Linked DNA regions of Homo sapiens: region 1 is linked to region 2. A link is a loop called in an ENCODE intact Hi-C map of the cell type or tissue named here. Cell type or tissue: chondrocyte. All regions are shown on one strand. Each heading gives the region's core, and the rest is flanking DNA. Links, peaks and the distances in the headings are about the cores only.

Region 1 (8,203 bases), core at 2,665-6,664, 570 kb after region 2:
TAGAAAATGCCTCTCTCTATGAAGAAAAAGTAAAATGAATTCCATTTCTCTGTTAATCATTTTGCTGTGACAATATTTTTTAGCCATGAATTGGATAATCAATTTGTGGCTTGGGTGCAATACGCTAGGTTTGGATTCAAGGTTGTTCTGCGTATCTCTGATTCTAAAACAGAGGTAAAATAAATAGCAGTCATTGGGGGTATGCTCTTTTTGTAGCAGATAGCAGAAGGCAAGAGGGCAAATAGAAGTATGTAGCACCTTTCAAAGTCCCTGCCTGGTGTGGCACCATTTCATGTGGGTGAGAGTTTCCTTGGTTAAAGCAAGTCGTGTGACCAAGATCAAAGTTAATGGGGTATAGATGTATAGTCTACTCTCCTGAGAGTTCCTACAGAATTCTTGATATATAATTATAATATTTATATTCCATTAGATAATCACATGTATTTTTTGTTTATATCTTGACAATAAATTAACCCTATAAGTGAATATTTTATTTAAAAATGTTAGAGAATGGTGTGTTCCTTTTCTTTATTATATGAACATTCAAAATCATTATTTAAAAGTGCTCATTTGCAAATTAAGTCAAATTAACTGCATTCATAAAGCTACATTTATGTACAATAATTCTGACCATTATGAATGTTAAGATTGAGTTATAGTTATACAAATACCATTTCAATTTACTTTTATGTGTTACTTAAATTATAACTTCTTATAGTCATAGTAAAGTTATTTAGAATATATTATCTTTTAAAAATGTAATCATGTTATACAGAGTATATATGGGCATTTGTATACATTGAAGTATTGTCTTAACTAAAATTTAATAATGTCTCTAATAACAAGTAAGTAACTACTATTAATAATATTTCCCAGGCCAGGTGTGGTGACTCATGCCTGTAATCCCAGCACTTTGGGAGGCTGAGGCAGGTGAATTATTTGAGGTCAGGAGTTCGAGACTAGCCTGGCCAACATGGTGAAACCCCGTCTCTACTAAATACAAAAAAAATTAGCTGGGCATGGTGGAGCATGCCTGTAAGCCCAGCTACTTGGGAGGCTGAGGCAGGAGAATCACTAGAATCTGGGAGTGGAGGTTGCAGTGAGCTGAGATTGCACTACTGCACTCCAGCCTGGGCAACAGAGCAAAACTCCATCTCAAAAAATAAAAATAAATTATAAATAATATTTTCCAAGAGAGTAATGAGTGCTTGAGTTTCATGATGCTTGTATGCATTTTATGCATGATGTAATATAAAATAAGACAAGACTATGTGCACCATTTATTTAGTATATACCTTGTACCAGATTCAGTGGTCACTACCTTACTTGGATTATTTCTCTATAATTTCCCAAGAGCTCCATGAATCTGCAACTATTATTGTCCTCCTTTTACAAATGAACAAATTTTATTTAGAGATTGATTGGCTCAAATTTATGCAATTAATAAGGGCTAAACAGATGTATTATGAGACAACAGAATGTCAAATGTAATCATTATTTTGTGATCACATCTTCCATCACAATTAAATTCTAAAAAAACCTAGGAAACCTAGCAATAAATTATGTGGAATGGATAACTCATGGTGATTAACTGTACCAGTAAGACTTTTTTCATATTATAGGAGCATTTTTTAAGACAATAGGTTACCTGAGGGGAATTTAAACATGTTGTACTTTATAAAAAAATCAGTTGGCAGGTTTCAAGTGCACATTTATTGGGTTATTTTAGATAAACATGATTCATGAAGGAGCCGTGAAGATGGTCTGAATTGCAGCAAGCAGACTGTACTGGATTGGAGAATTAATATTGTTAAAATGTCTATACTACCAAAAAAGATCTACAGATTAAATGCCATCTCTATCAAAATTCCAATGACTTTTTTTACAGAAATAGAAAAACCTATTCTAAAATTGGTATGGAACCACAAAAATCCCCAAATAGCCAATACAATCTTGACAAAAAAAGAGCAAGTTTGGAGACACACTTCTTGATTTCAAATTATGCTATAAGACTATAGTAACCAAAGAAGTATGGTCCTGGCATGAAAACAGACACATAGACTGATGGGGCAGAATAGAGAGCCCAGAAATAACCCATGCATATAAGGTCAACTAATTTTGACATGGACGCCAAGAATATACAATGAGAAAAGGGTAGCCTCTTCAATAAATTGTGTTGGAAATACTGGATATCTACATGCAAAAGAATGCAATAGGACTCATCTTACACCACACACAAAGATCAACCCAAAGTGGATTAAATACTTAAGGATAGAAACTGTAAACCTCCTATAAGAAAAAATAGGGAAGACTCTTCTTAACATTGGTTTTGGCACTGATTTTTTTGAACATGACACCAAACGCACAGGTAACAAAAGCAAAAATAAGTAAGTGGCACTACATCAAACTTAAAAGCTTCTGCACACCAAAGGAAACAATCAATAAAATGAAACAAATCAAACTTAAACAAATCAACAATAAAAGACAAATTACCCCATTAAAAAGTGAGCAAGGAGCATGAACAGACAATTCTTAAAAGAAGACATACATGTGGCCAAAAAAAGATGAAAAAATGCTTGACATCTCTAATCATTAGAGAGATAAACATCAAAACCACAATAAGATAACGTCTCACACCAGTCAGAATGGCTATTATTAAAAATATAACCATCAAAAAATAACATCATCAAAAAATAACATACATAGGCGAGGTTGCAGGGAAAAGGGAATATACACTTTATACACTGTTGATAGGAATGTAAACTATTTCAGCCTCTGTGTGAAGCCATTTGGAGATGCTATAAAGCAGTGGTCCCTAACCTTTTTGGCACAATTTTTCCATGAACAGGGCAGAGTTGCGGAGATAGTTTTGGGATGAAACTGTTCCACCTCAGATCATCAGGCATTAGTTAGACTGTCATAAAGAACATAACCTAGATACTTTGCATGTGTAGCTCACAGTAGAGTTCACAGTCCTATGAGAATCTAAGGCTGCCCCTGATCTGACAGGAGGCGGAGCTCAGGGGTAATGCTTGCTGGTTACTCACCTCCTGCTCTGTGGCAGGGTCCCTAACAGGCCACAAATCTGTACTGGTCTATGGCCCAGGGGTTGGGGACCCCTGCTATAAAAGAATACCTGAGACTAGGCAATTTGTAAAGAAAAGAGTTTTATTTTGGCTCATGGTTCTGTAGACTGTAAAGGAAGCTTGGTGCTGGCATCTGCCTCAGGGAGCTTACAATCATAGCATAAGGGGAAGGGGAAATGAGTCAGCATGTTACATGGCAAAGGAGGAAGCAAGATTGATGGGGAAGTGTTACACTCTTTTAAACAACCAGATCTCCTTTGAACTCAGCAAGAACTCACTCATTACCTCCAGGAGGGCTCCAAGCTGTTCCTGAGGGATCCAACCTCATTACCCAAATATCTCTCAGTAGGCCCCACCTCCAAAATTGAGGATCACGTTTCAACATGAGATTTGGAGAGGATACATATCCAAACTATATCAGAAGATTTCTCGAAGAGCTAAAAATAGAATTATCATTTGACTGAACAACCCTATTACTGATTACATACCCCAAAGGAAATAAATTTTCCATAAAAAAGATACCTTTACTTATATGTTTATCTCAGTACTATTCATAATAGTAAAGACATGGAATTAACCCAAGTGTACATCAATGGTCAACTGGATAAAGAAAATGTGGTTATGTGTTTAAGATAAGTAACTAGATGCAACTGGGAAGCGCCACTCTCACAGAGAGAAACCAGGATTTTGGCCATACCAACATAATTTGTACAGACCTTTGGGGAGAAAATGCCAAATGTGGATGGTGAAGACACAGTCACTGATGCTGATGAGAGAGGAGACTAGGAACCCTATGTGGTTATCTAAATGCTACGTCTGGTTCACTGCTCCAAAAGATGCCTGGGTATGGATGAGTGAAGGGACTGGGGGACTGTTCACTCTTGCTGCAAACCTTTGGAATCCTAGCTGCAGTGACCCCACAGCCCATGAATGTGTGAGCCGGCAGGGGATTCTCCCTGGAGATTAGATGGAGATGGAGCTGCAGCAAGCACAAAGCTGGGGACCTTTGAGTGGATCAGCTCTGGCAAAGCTCAGCTGTAAGCACCCATCCCCTAGGGCTGCCCATCTACCTTTGAGAGGCTGTGGCCCCAGCTTATGGCTATGGGGAAAGCCAGGCCAGTTTCTCCCTGGGACTGGGACTTATCTTTCCTGCAGGCCCACCTATCCGCCAGCCTCTCCTAGGGCCACTGCCTGGCTACTCCATACAAGTGTGTATATAATGCAGCCTCTGCTTCCCAGCTCAGTTGCTTTGCTCCACCTACATACTTTCCAGCAACGTAGATGTCCTTTAGATGTCAGGCTGCACCCAAAACCCAACTCCAAGCGACCGGAGGAGGGAGCTGTGAGAGGGTCCTAGTACCTTAGAGCTATGGCCTGTGGCTCAGAAGTACTGAGCTGCGAGCTGTGCTCTGCATTTGAAAGGGGCAGGAGTCACACTCTCAGAAAACTGGAAGAGCTGGGTTGCACAGTTTGATGGGCTGATGTGGGACCTGGCTGTGCCTCCTTCCACTCGGTTGGGGTGTGGCCTGATTCTCTAAGGGACTTCTCCCCAAGGGAGCCCTGTGGCCTGAAAGACCTAACAGCAACAGGAAAGAAAATCATGAGAAGATTGCTGGTGATCAGGGGTAGCTCCCCGGGGGCCTTTGAGCAGATCTGGTGAGGGTGTCACCTCTATCCCCATCGCACTGCAGAACACAACTGCAAATGTGAAGATATACAAAGGAACTGTGTGGCTAGGAACTGCCTATGGCTCTCAAGTGCCATCTATTGGATCGCAGCCCAAACTACATCAAAAATTCTCTCTCATTGGAAACAGCAAGAACGCTACAACAAAGAATCTGTACAAAGCATTAGTCTTCTGAAATTCCAAAAATGAAGGCAATAGGCAATTCTCAGTTTACACCACAACTAAGGAAATACCAGCCCTGCCAGGTGGGAAAGGATCAGTGAAATAACTCTGGCAATTCAAAAAGCCAGAGTGTTCCCTTACCTCCAAATGAGCCCACTAGCTCCCCAGTGATGGTTCTTAACTTGTCTGAATTGTCTGAAATAACAGACATGGAACTCTGAATCTGGATGGCAAGGAAGCTCATTGAAATCAAGAAGAAACTTGAAACAATCTAACATAGTGAAACAATACAGTAAAACTATTCAAGAGCTGAAAGATGAAACTCCCATTTTAAGAAAAATCCAAACTGAGCTTCTTGAGCTGAAAAATTCAGTATGATAATTTCATAATACATTTGAAAGTATTAACTGCAGCATAGCCAAGCTGAGGAAAGAGTCTTCAGGCTAATGCTTCAAATCAACTAAATCAGACAAAAATAGAGACAGAAGAATTAAGAAAAATGAGCAAAACCTCTGAGAAATACAGGATCATGTAAAGAGACAAACCTGTGACTCAGTGGCATTCCTGAGAGAGAAGAAGGGAGAATAAGCAACTTGAGCATTATATTTGAGGATATATTCCACAGCAATTTCCTTAATCTTGCTAGAGAGGTTGACATGAAAATCTAAGAAATACAGAGAACTCCAGCCAGATACTATACAAGGCAACCATCCCCAAGACACATAGTCATCAGATTCACTAAGGCCAGTGAAAAAGAAAATATCTTAAAAGTAGCTAGAGAGGAAGGTTCAGGTAACCTAAAGAAGGAACCCCATCAGGCTAGCAGAAGACCTCTCAGCAGAAACTTTTATCAGCCAGAAGACATTGAGGGCCTATTTTCGGTGTCCTTTAAGAAAAGAAAACCCAACCAAGAATTTAATATTCTGCCTTACTAAGTTTCATAAGTGAGGGAGAAATAAAATCCTTTTCAGACAGGCAAATATTGCGGGAATATGTTTCAACTAGACCAGTCTTACAAGAAGTTTTTAAGGGACTGTTAAATATGGATTCTAAAGAAGGACACTTGCTATCACAAAAGCACATCTAAGCATACGGCCCACAGGCACTATAAAATGCAACTACGCATCAAGTCTACATAACAACCAGCTAGCAACACTATGACAGGATAAAAATCACACATATCAATGCTAACCTTGAGTATAAATAGTCTAAATGTCTAACTTAAAAGACACAGTGTCAGACTGGATACAAAGACAAGACGCAAACATCTGTTGTCTCTAAGAGACCCACCTCGCATATAATGATATCCAAGGGCTAAATAAAAGAGTGGACTAATATGTAGCATGCAAATGGAAAACCAAAAAGAGCAGGAGTCTATTCCTGTATCAGATAAAACAAACTTTAAACCAATCAAAATTAAGAAGGACAATGAAGGGCATTACATAACGATAAAGGGTACAATCCAACAAGAAGCCTTAACTATTCTAAATATATACACCCCCAACATTGGAGCACCCAGATTCATAAAATGGGTTCCTGGCCAACAAAAAGACTTAGACAATCACAGAATAATAGTGGGAGACATTAACACCCCACTGACAGTGTTAGACAGATCTCGGAGGCAAAAAACTCACAAAGAAACTCTGGACTTCAACTTGACACTTGACCAACTGTACCTAATGACACCTACAGAATACTTTACCCTACAACTACAGAATATACATTCCTCTCATCTGCACATGGAACATATTCTAAGATCAACCACATGCTTGGTGGTGAAGCAAGCCTTGATAAATCCAAAAAAATTAAAATCATACCAAACCAAACACACTCTTGGACCACAGTGCAATAAAAAATAGAAATCAATACCAAGAGTATCTCTCAAAATGATACAAATACATGGAAATTAAACAACTTACTCCTGAATAACTCCTGGGTAAACATAATTAAGGCAAACATTTTTTAAAACTTGAAATTAATGTAAATAGGTACACAACTTACCAAAATCTCTGGGATGCAGCAAAAGCAGTGTTACAAGGAAAGTTTATAGCTCGTAACTCCTTCATCAAGAAATTAGAAAGTCTCAAGTTAACAATCTATTGTTACACCTAAAGGAACTGGAATAAAAAATAACAAACCAAACCCAAAACTAGCAGAAGAAAATAGATAACTAAAATTAGAGAATAACTTGTTGAAATTGAAATGCAAATTCCATACAAAAGATCAATGAAATGCAGATGGTTTTTTTGAAAAAAATAAATAAGACTGATGGGCCCCTAGCTAAACTAACCAAAATAAAACAGAAAGAGAAGATCGAAATAAGGACAATCAGAAATGACAAAGGTGATATTACAACATACAAAAGATATCAGAGACTACTATGAACAACTGTATGCACACAAATTAGAAAATCTAGAGGAAATGGACAAATTCCTGGAAGTACACTATCTTCCAAGATTAAATGAGGTACAGATTGAAACCCTGAATAGACCAATATCAACTTCTGAAATTGAAACAGTAATAAGGAGCACCCCCTCAAAAAAAAAAGCCCCGACCAGATAAATTCACAGCCAAATTCTACCAGACACACAAAGAAATGCCAATATACCAACAATATTAAAACTATTCCAAAAAATTGAGGAGGAGGGGCTCCTCCCTAACACATTCTATGAAGCCACCATCAGCCTGATATCAAAATCTGACAAAGACACAACGAAAAAAGGAAACTTCAGACCAATATCCCTCACAAACATACACATAAAGGTCCTCAACAAAATACTAGCAAATTGAATCCAGCAGCACATAAAAAAACTTAATACATGTCTTTTTTGGGAACATGAATGGAGCTAGAGGCTATTATCCTTAGCAAACTAACGTAGAGACAGAAAATCAAATACAACATGTTCTCATTTATAAGTGAGAGCTAAATGATGAAAAGAAAAGATAATTATTGGGTACTGGGCCTAATACGTGGGTGATGAAATAATCTGCACAACAAATCCCTGTGACACGAGTTCACCTATGATGTTAAAAACCTTCACATGTACTTCTGAACCTAAAATAAAAGTTTTTTTTTTAAAGTTAATATACACTATGACCAAGTAGGTTTTATTTCTGAGATATAAAGCTGGTTCAATGTACACAAACCAATAAATGTGATTTACCACGTATACAAAATCAAAAGCAAAAACCATATGATCATCTTCGTAGATGTAGAGAAAGCATTAAATAAGAAACAACATCCCTTCGAAGTAGAAACTCTCAACAG
Region 2 (8,203 bases), core at 2,700-6,699:
TAATTATTAGGGCTCTCAATCTCTGAAGGAGAGCTTCTTTCATGCAGAGTGTATATTAATTTCCAGAAAAGGACTGCTTAGCTCTGCTTGGGTCATGTGTCTGCTCCTGGAGTAATCATTAATTCCAGAAGCATCTGGTGCTTGATTGGTCAACTTGGGATCAACACATTATTAGAACCACAGCAAATAGGTAAAAAGCAATTCCCAAGAGAAAAAGAGGATTCAATTCACAGAACAGAAAAAGAAATCTATGTCACTGGTAAGTTATTGTTTCTTGGGGTTCTAAACTGTTGAGGTCTCTTTGAGACTCTTCATGATGAGAAAAATGGTAATAGACATTGCTGGGCTGTTTTCTATTTCCTCAGAGAGCAAGACAATGAAGATTAATCATAAAAACGTTGCCTATTATTTATCATCTCACTTAAAGGAAAACATACATTTTTAATTATTTATGATGAGCCATAAATTGCTTCTTGTGATTAATAAAAGTTATTCAATTTAAAATGAAAATATTGGCTGAGTGCAGTGCCTCATGCCTGTAATCCTAGCACTTTGGGAGGCTGAGGTGGGAGGATAGCTTGAGCTCAGGAGTTAGAAAGCAGCCTGGGCAACATGATGAAATCCTGTCTCTAAAATACAAAAATAATTAGCTGGGTGTGGTGGGGCACATCTGTAGTCCCAACTACCAGAGAGGGTGAGGTGGGAGGATTACCTGAGCCTAGAGAGTTTGAGGCTGCAGTGAACTATGATTGTGCCACTGCACTCCAGCTGAGGAACAGGGTGAGATCCTGCCTCAAAAAAATAAATACATAAATAAAATGAAATTATTATACTCTAAGCTCTCTGTAGTGAATGTAATACTGTATAATAAAACATGCCTGATAACATGTGAGTTCATCCTTTCTTCTCCAGTCTTATCTTCCACTATTTCGTTAGACTCATTTTTATTCCAGCCATAGCAAAGTATTGGAAACTCCCAAAATGTGTGGTCTTTTTACATGGTAGTATGCTTTTACATGCATTGTCATCTCCTGGAATGCCAGTACTTGTCTGCCACATACTCTTGGTTCCAAGGAAATCTACCCAGTCCATAGTCCTTTTAGCTTTGCACTGACCTAACTCTCATTCCTATCCTTTCCTCCTATAGCATTTTAGGCTAGGAATGATGCATGCATCAATTAATACAGCAAGCCCTCTGTAAGATAAATAGTATTGTTATCCTTTAATTACATTTGAGGAAACCAAGGCACTAAAACACTGCATAGAACTGGTAAATAATGGAGTCAAGATACACAGCCAGGCAGATGGATTTTCAAACCCATATTCTTAATCACTGTAATATATTGTAATATATTGTCTTTTATGTAAAGGATCTTACTGAATGAATAGATAAGTGATTATTAAGAATCATAACCAATGGGTAAAAACAAGAGTTAAAATTAAAAAGAAACTAAAACTGATATCAGTTTACTTAAAAACAAGACAGAAAAGCCAACTGTCACATTTCATGAGTGTGATGTCGATTGGCCAGAGGCTTTAGAAAAATGTGAGGATGTTTTTGCAGAACAAGATAACGTGTTTCTGAGAGAAATTTTTCATCTATTAGAACCATAGCATTTAATAAACACACACACACATGCACACACGCACGCACACATGCACACACCCCTTTCCAGTGTGACCTGTTAATTCAATATATACATTTAATATTTATTTTTTTCCTTTTGTCAAGAGTTAAACTTGTTAAACTTGCGGTAAACTACATGCACTTATTTTTCCTTTCACAAAATATCGCTAATGTTTGTCCTTTGACATTTCAGGAGTGAAACCTTCTGACAGTGCTGCTGAAACACTGCCTACTTTGGTTTGAAATTCACCTGGGTTTAGTGACGTATGACACGCAGGTATTGGAAAACTGTCAGTATGAAGTTTCTTTTGCCTGATTAGCACTGGCTTCCAAAGCAAACACTTCAATTAGGTTAGATTTTAATAAGATGCCAGGGAATGCAAATAAATGAGAGATGATGGGTTCATGCAAAAACAAACGAACAAAAAGAAACGTTTAAAAGCGATATGTAGCCTCTGTAGAAGCAGAATTCTGTCCAAAAGTTAATAAGCTTTAGACCTTAAATAACAGAATAGACAGCATGTTCCATATCCAAGGAAACCTTGCCCTATTCTTGTTTAACAACTATATTAAATCCAAATTTAATCTCATTTAAAAAATCATTATTCATCTTAATTTGTTGGCTTCTCCCTAGCTGGAGCTAAATGTTCCTATTTTTATCTGAACTCTGCCAATTACCTGATAAATCTTTCACTGTCATTTAGAATATGTTATTCAATACCAGGAACTTCCTTTATTCTTTAGATTAAACTGCCATTTTGGATTCTTCATATTGTATATTTTGAGATAAATTGCAAATAAGTAGTCACAGAAAAAATTATTTTATCTTAAAATTAAATGCTTTTTTTCATTATCTTCATCAAATACTTAACATCAGGTGTTTAGAATCATGCTTCTATACCCTTAACTTGTTTAAACTCTTCAACATTTACAGTCTATTCAATGTGTTCATTTCATATAAGATATGCAGAAATGAGAGAGACCCATGGAGATTTGTCTCTCAACATTCAAGGCCCTTTATATACTAAGGTCTCCAATTAATCCCTGATCATTTAGGCTAATTCACTCCTGTTTAAAAGATATACCAGTACTGGTTGCCTACAATATACTCACACACATATTCATACTCTAGTACATTCACACTTCTTTCTCCATAACTTCATGGGTTTGCGTAGACCATAGCGACAGGTGATGATCCAAAGGACTCCCATTCTCTTTTGGAAGACTTGATTTCTAATGTGTATTGACACCTGATGGGTTTTCCTAAAGCCCTTCTCCAACTTGAGCTCATATCAATACCCCCTGACTGAGGTCTTACCATTTGGTGGCTCACCCCAACCCAGCAAACCTTGCACCTAGAACCCAAGAGCAAAAAAGAATATCAGTAATCTTGAATGGGATTTTTAATGCTGGGATTTACTTCTGAAACAATTCTTTAGATCTGAACTATTAATATTATTGCTTATGCCTCTACTGAACTCCAGACCAAGCTCTTGTAAGCTTCAGTCTGTCACAACTCTGCCCACTACATTTCTTTCCTGGCTTCGATCTACTGGACTGTTCCTAAACCTTGCCTTAGTCCATATCATTATACCCATCTTCACAGTGAGATCTGTGGCCCTGGTTCTATGATCTGTACATGAATAAGACACTGGACTGCACATACTACAGAAGTGACAAGGTGGGAGAGTCGCTTTTTTCTGTTCACAACAGAACGAAGATTTCCAATACGTGAGTTCACATTAGTGTATCTTTTGTGTCCAAATTAAAACTTGACCAGGAAGTGCCCTGCCTCTTGAATAACAACACGCGTACATATGCCTATACTGAGCTCCAACTCTGTGCTGTGTACTGCATGAGGGACTTGGCCTATAGATTTATAGTTGATCCTAGTTATGACCATTATCATCCTTATTTATGAGTCCTTTGCACTGTAGTAGATGTTTCATACACTTAATTTTAATTCATACCCAGTACAAAGTCATAGTAAGGCATTACTGTCCATATTGTAGAGATAAGAAAACAGGTTCTGAAGTGTTAAAAATTAGTAGTAGCAGAACAGGAATTTCAACTGACAACATTAATGCTCTGACATTCTAGGAAAAATTACAAACGTAAAGAAACAAAAAATAGAAATTTAAATAGCAATACATATCTCTACGTTGTTTATAGGTAAAAAGATTTATTGCCCTGTTGGACACACAAGTAAACAATAGCATCCCAAATCTGAAAGTAATGGAATAACGAGCCTGATTCTCACTACATGCAATGTATCAGCCTTTTAAACACACTGTCCGCTCACTTTAGGCTCAAAATGTCCTGTTCTCTTTCTTTCTCTCCTTCTCTTTCTCTTTCTTCATAGACAAGCATGGGCATGTGCAGAAATTGTGACAAAATCAGGCACAGTATATAAGCAATACTTACCATGCTGTGGCTCGTATCATTATTGGCCAATTGTTTTTTTCATTATTTCAGACAAGTGAGTCTTTACCTGAGCTCTTAGTGAGAGCTGCTTTGCAACAAAAAATTGCAATAGTCTGTTGAATTGCTATTGAGATGCACTAGATTGTGGCTAAATCTACTGTCTTTGAGACTGTGGATAATGGAGTTTCCCTATGCTCGTAAGGTTAATATTATTTACAGTAAGATGATTTCCCTAGAGATGCTATTTTACTGTGGAATACCCTAGATTCATAGTACACTTTCAGCTAAGGTTCTGGACTTGTTATACCAATGCCATCTAATAAATTCATGTATCAAAACACAGATTCAGAAATTAATGGAAGCATGAACCTGAAGATTCCATTTCTAAAACCAACTTATCTTTTACTGTGGTGCAGAAAAAAAATATTACTCCAAGTGAGAGCTTAGTTCAATTTACTACTCAAATATTAAATTTTAAAGATTATTGGCACTTTAAAATGAACTCTTTTTGAAGTAATTTTTTTTAAAGAAAGAACAGATTGCTAAGAAAAACTAGTAAATTAGGAAAATGTAAGTAAAATTGCCATTTCTTATTTGAGGGAAAAAAAATGGCAGGGAGCTAATCCACTTCTTTCCTTGTGAGTGAAGGAAAACATCTTCCATGATTTGCAATTACATTGATTCAGGGTTTGCATCTCCCAAAGGACACTAATTGTACTTTTTCTTTAGTTCTGCTCTTGGGACAATAGGACAGATGAGATCTCAGAGCAAGAACTGGGAAAGAAAGATGCTGATTTGTGGCTGGGCCTTCTTTCCTGACAGTTGTAATTTCCTTTATTTTCACTTAACATCATTTTCTTCCTACTTTTTCTTTTATTCTGATATGTAGTTTTGTGGACTGAATGCTTGTGTATCCCCAACCCCCAACTAATATGTTGAAGCTCTCACCCATAGTGTGATGATATTTGGGGACAGAACTTTTAGGAGGTGATCAAGGTTAAATAAGGTCATAAGCAGGGGGAAAAGTGTATCCTAATCCAGCAGGACTTTTGGATTTATAAGAAGAGGAAGAGAGAAAGATCTCTTTATTCTTCATGTGCATCTACTGATCTCTTTATTCTTCATGTTCACAAAAGGCCATGTGAGGACACAGTGAGAAGATGGACATCTGCAAGCCGGGAAGAGAGGCCTCACCAGAAACAGAGTATGCTGGCACCAGAATCTTGGACTTGGCCGGTCTCCAAAACAGTGAGAAATAAATTCCTGTTGTTTAAGCCACCCAGTCTGTGGTAATTTGTTGTACTGTCCCGAGCAGACTAAGACATGTGGTTTGTATATTTAGTGTTTGAGGGGCACACTGGATAATGCCGAAGAATATGGGCTTTAGAAATAACTTGGATGTATATCCTGGTTTTGCCAGTTGGTAAGTTTGTGACCGTGGGCAAGTAATGTAATATTATCTTTGTCTAAATGTTCTCATCTGTAAAATAGATCAAAAGCAGCTACTTCATGGCATTGTTTTAAGAAAAAAGTAAGTTAATACAGCGGCCTAAACCTGAGACATGAACATTTTTAAAGTTGTGGACTGTTTGAAGGAAATCCATTTTCTGAACCTGAACTCCGCGTGTACTGTGCCTGAGAACTTGAGGCTGGAGGAGGGGTCATGCCAGAGTGTCATGCCTGTTTTCCTCTCTCTTTTCACAGCCTTTCTTTTCCACACTCCAATATAAGGCACACCTCTTACTCATCCAGAATCTTACTGTGCTGTTTTCACTAAATGCATAAATGTTCCTGTGCCAAACAAAGCAACTATATGAAATGGTGTTGTTAGTGTTGAAATAACGAATGATGGTAATAATTAAAAATATTTCTGCAAGTTTGGCGATTTCCAATATTTTGCTTTCAACAAAATTGAAGGAGGACCTAATTGAATTTTCAGGTGAAAGTATTAAGAATAATTAGGGATGGTTAGAGCCAAGAAATCTTTTATTCCTATCTACTTCTGTATGTGAACACAATTCTTAGCTTGTCATGTCCGTGTCACAATTTTTAAAAATTATTTTTGAATTTATGTATATATATTTTTAACTTAGGATGGTGGGTCTCAAATTCCTTTATGACCTAGCATCAGAAGGCAGAATGCATCACTTTGGCTGTAGTCACAAGCCAGCCCAGATTCAAGGGGAAGACACACAGATGCCACCTTTTGATGGGGAGCTATCAATGTCACATCATGAGAGGACATGACCGGCAGGTTATATTATTGCAGCCATCTTTGAAAAATACAAATTACCACATATTAAGTGGGGGAAAATTCTGCAACTTCAAAACTGCAAGGAATTTTTTGTTTCTATAAGTGGAGAAACTTGAATTTACCTTTGAGATCAGTTATATTCTTTGTTTTAGGGGAGAAATATAAACATTTTAATAGGGCTGTTCCTAAGGTAAGCTAATATCCCATTCTGGAACAGAAATATATCATAATAAAAAGTGGAATTATTCCACATTATAAATAAACTTTTTTCTTACTTAGCAATGAAGTCACCTCTCTGAAATTTGTTTTCTTTCAGAATAATAAAAAAACTCCCCATTTTATCTCCTTCTAGAGTCCTTGGGGAGTCCTGGTTCTGCATCCTAGTCCAGACAATTATGCTGAAGGATACTCCTGTGTGTGGAGAAGTTAAATCTAATGTGGCAAGAGTTTGGAGACTAGGGGCGGAGATATCCTCAAGGAGTTCCATTGGAATGCTTTGACCCAGAGGGTGCTGGGAGTATGTAATGTCTGGTTTTGAGTTTTTCTCTTCTTTTTGATATGGTAATTCTATATTATAATATCACAAAGGTTTAAGTAAAATTTAGCTTTATGTTACATTACATTTTGGGGTTCCTTGTTCTTTGTGGAATTAAGGAAGAGGCTTGTATTAGGATGACCAACTTCTCCTGGTTTGCCTGGGATTTCCCACTTTTGAACTGAAAAATATAATATTTCAGGAAATCGCTCAGACCTGGACAAATCAAAATGGTAGGCTACTTTGGCTGGAGTGTACACTTAGGATTAATTTGTTGGGAGAGAAGGGTAACAACCTGGACACGGCTAGTTTCAGGTCAGTTAGTGGCAAGCTTCAGAAGATGTGTACTGTGTCTTTCTTACTGGAATTTGCAGCTCAGATATTAAGCAAATGTTAAGAAAAATTATCAAAACCTTGGAAACAGGCAAATAAGATTATCGGATATTCTTTCAGTTTTGTGCTGGGTACTGTCCAGCAGAGGCTACATGGCATTATCTGATTCTCTAGGGGTTAGTACTTTTCTTTGACTTTCTATTTAGAAATGAACAGAATTTTTTTTGTCTCTGTAAAGGTAGACACTAACGTATGAAAACTGATACAAATGACTCTTTTCTGATAGTAATAGAAATGAATTTTATTCAAGAGATGCAAGTGATTTCCTGTAAAAAGAGATGACTCCTGAAAGTTACAGTTTTAATGCCTGATAAGATATTAACCAATTAATATTAGCATTAGCCAATTTAAATTAGAATTCTTACTCAACTCTTCTGTCTTTAAGCCACTATAAATACTTTGCTTTCCCCAATTACTTTGGAACCAGCCTCATGATCTTGCTGATACCCTCATTAATGTGATAAATAAATATTTGACCCTACTGATTTTTTGTATGGGTGGTGATTGTATCATTTTAAAAAATCATAGGTTCACATTAGGGATTTATAAAATACGTTAATATCCTTCAGAAACATCCAAGAAATTCATGGAGAAAGTGAAACTGGTAAAGCTCTGGGTTTCCTCCATCCAAGCAGGATGCAGACTTGGATTACTTGTATTGCAGACTAGTGATGTACATAGCCTTTATATAATGGGCCACTACATGGTAGGGAGTGGGGAGGGCATATTAGATTTAAACTTTGTAGTAAAAGAAGCATCTAAATCAATGATCTCCGCACAGTGGAGGATGTTTTTTAGATCGTTTCCGATAAAAAGTTGTAGTCCTAAGAAACATGGCTAGAAAACTCTTCCAGTGCAATGAGAGAACACTTTACAGATACCTAGAAGAAGATGACTTTCATAATATCTAGTTTTTTAAAGGTTTGAGACAGGTATGTTTATAGGGCTAGAGGTATTGAAATACACTTGA

What was found. A loop is a pair of places that touch in the nucleus more often than their neighbours do. Peaks named below come from ENCODE experiments on the same cell type or tissue, not always from the same donor. Only the 100,000 strongest peaks of a DNase experiment are listed, where the experiment ranks them.
Region 1: a loop joins it to region 2, with 5 times the contacts of the local background. A loop is called at or near these places in 2 of 110 quality-filtered maps.

Annotation. Positions count from the first base shown.
Region 1 is chr5:101,939,057-101,947,259 of GRCh38, reverse strand. No RefSeq gene overlaps it. Among named protein-coding and RNA genes, the nearest start is that of SLCO4C1, 350 kb to the left of the region's middle. In chondrocyte, for the core only: a CTCF peak has its summit at 4,852 (motif pointing left); no DNase peak of the experiment used is centred there.
Region 2 is chr5:102,508,946-102,517,148 of GRCh38, reverse strand. LOC124901036 (a long non-coding RNA gene) reads left to right here and starts at 5,188. Exons shown (of 2, transcript XR_007058893.1): 1 at 5,188-5,299; 2 at 6,658-7,718. In chondrocyte, for the core only: no CTCF peak of the experiment used is centred there; no DNase peak of the experiment used is centred there.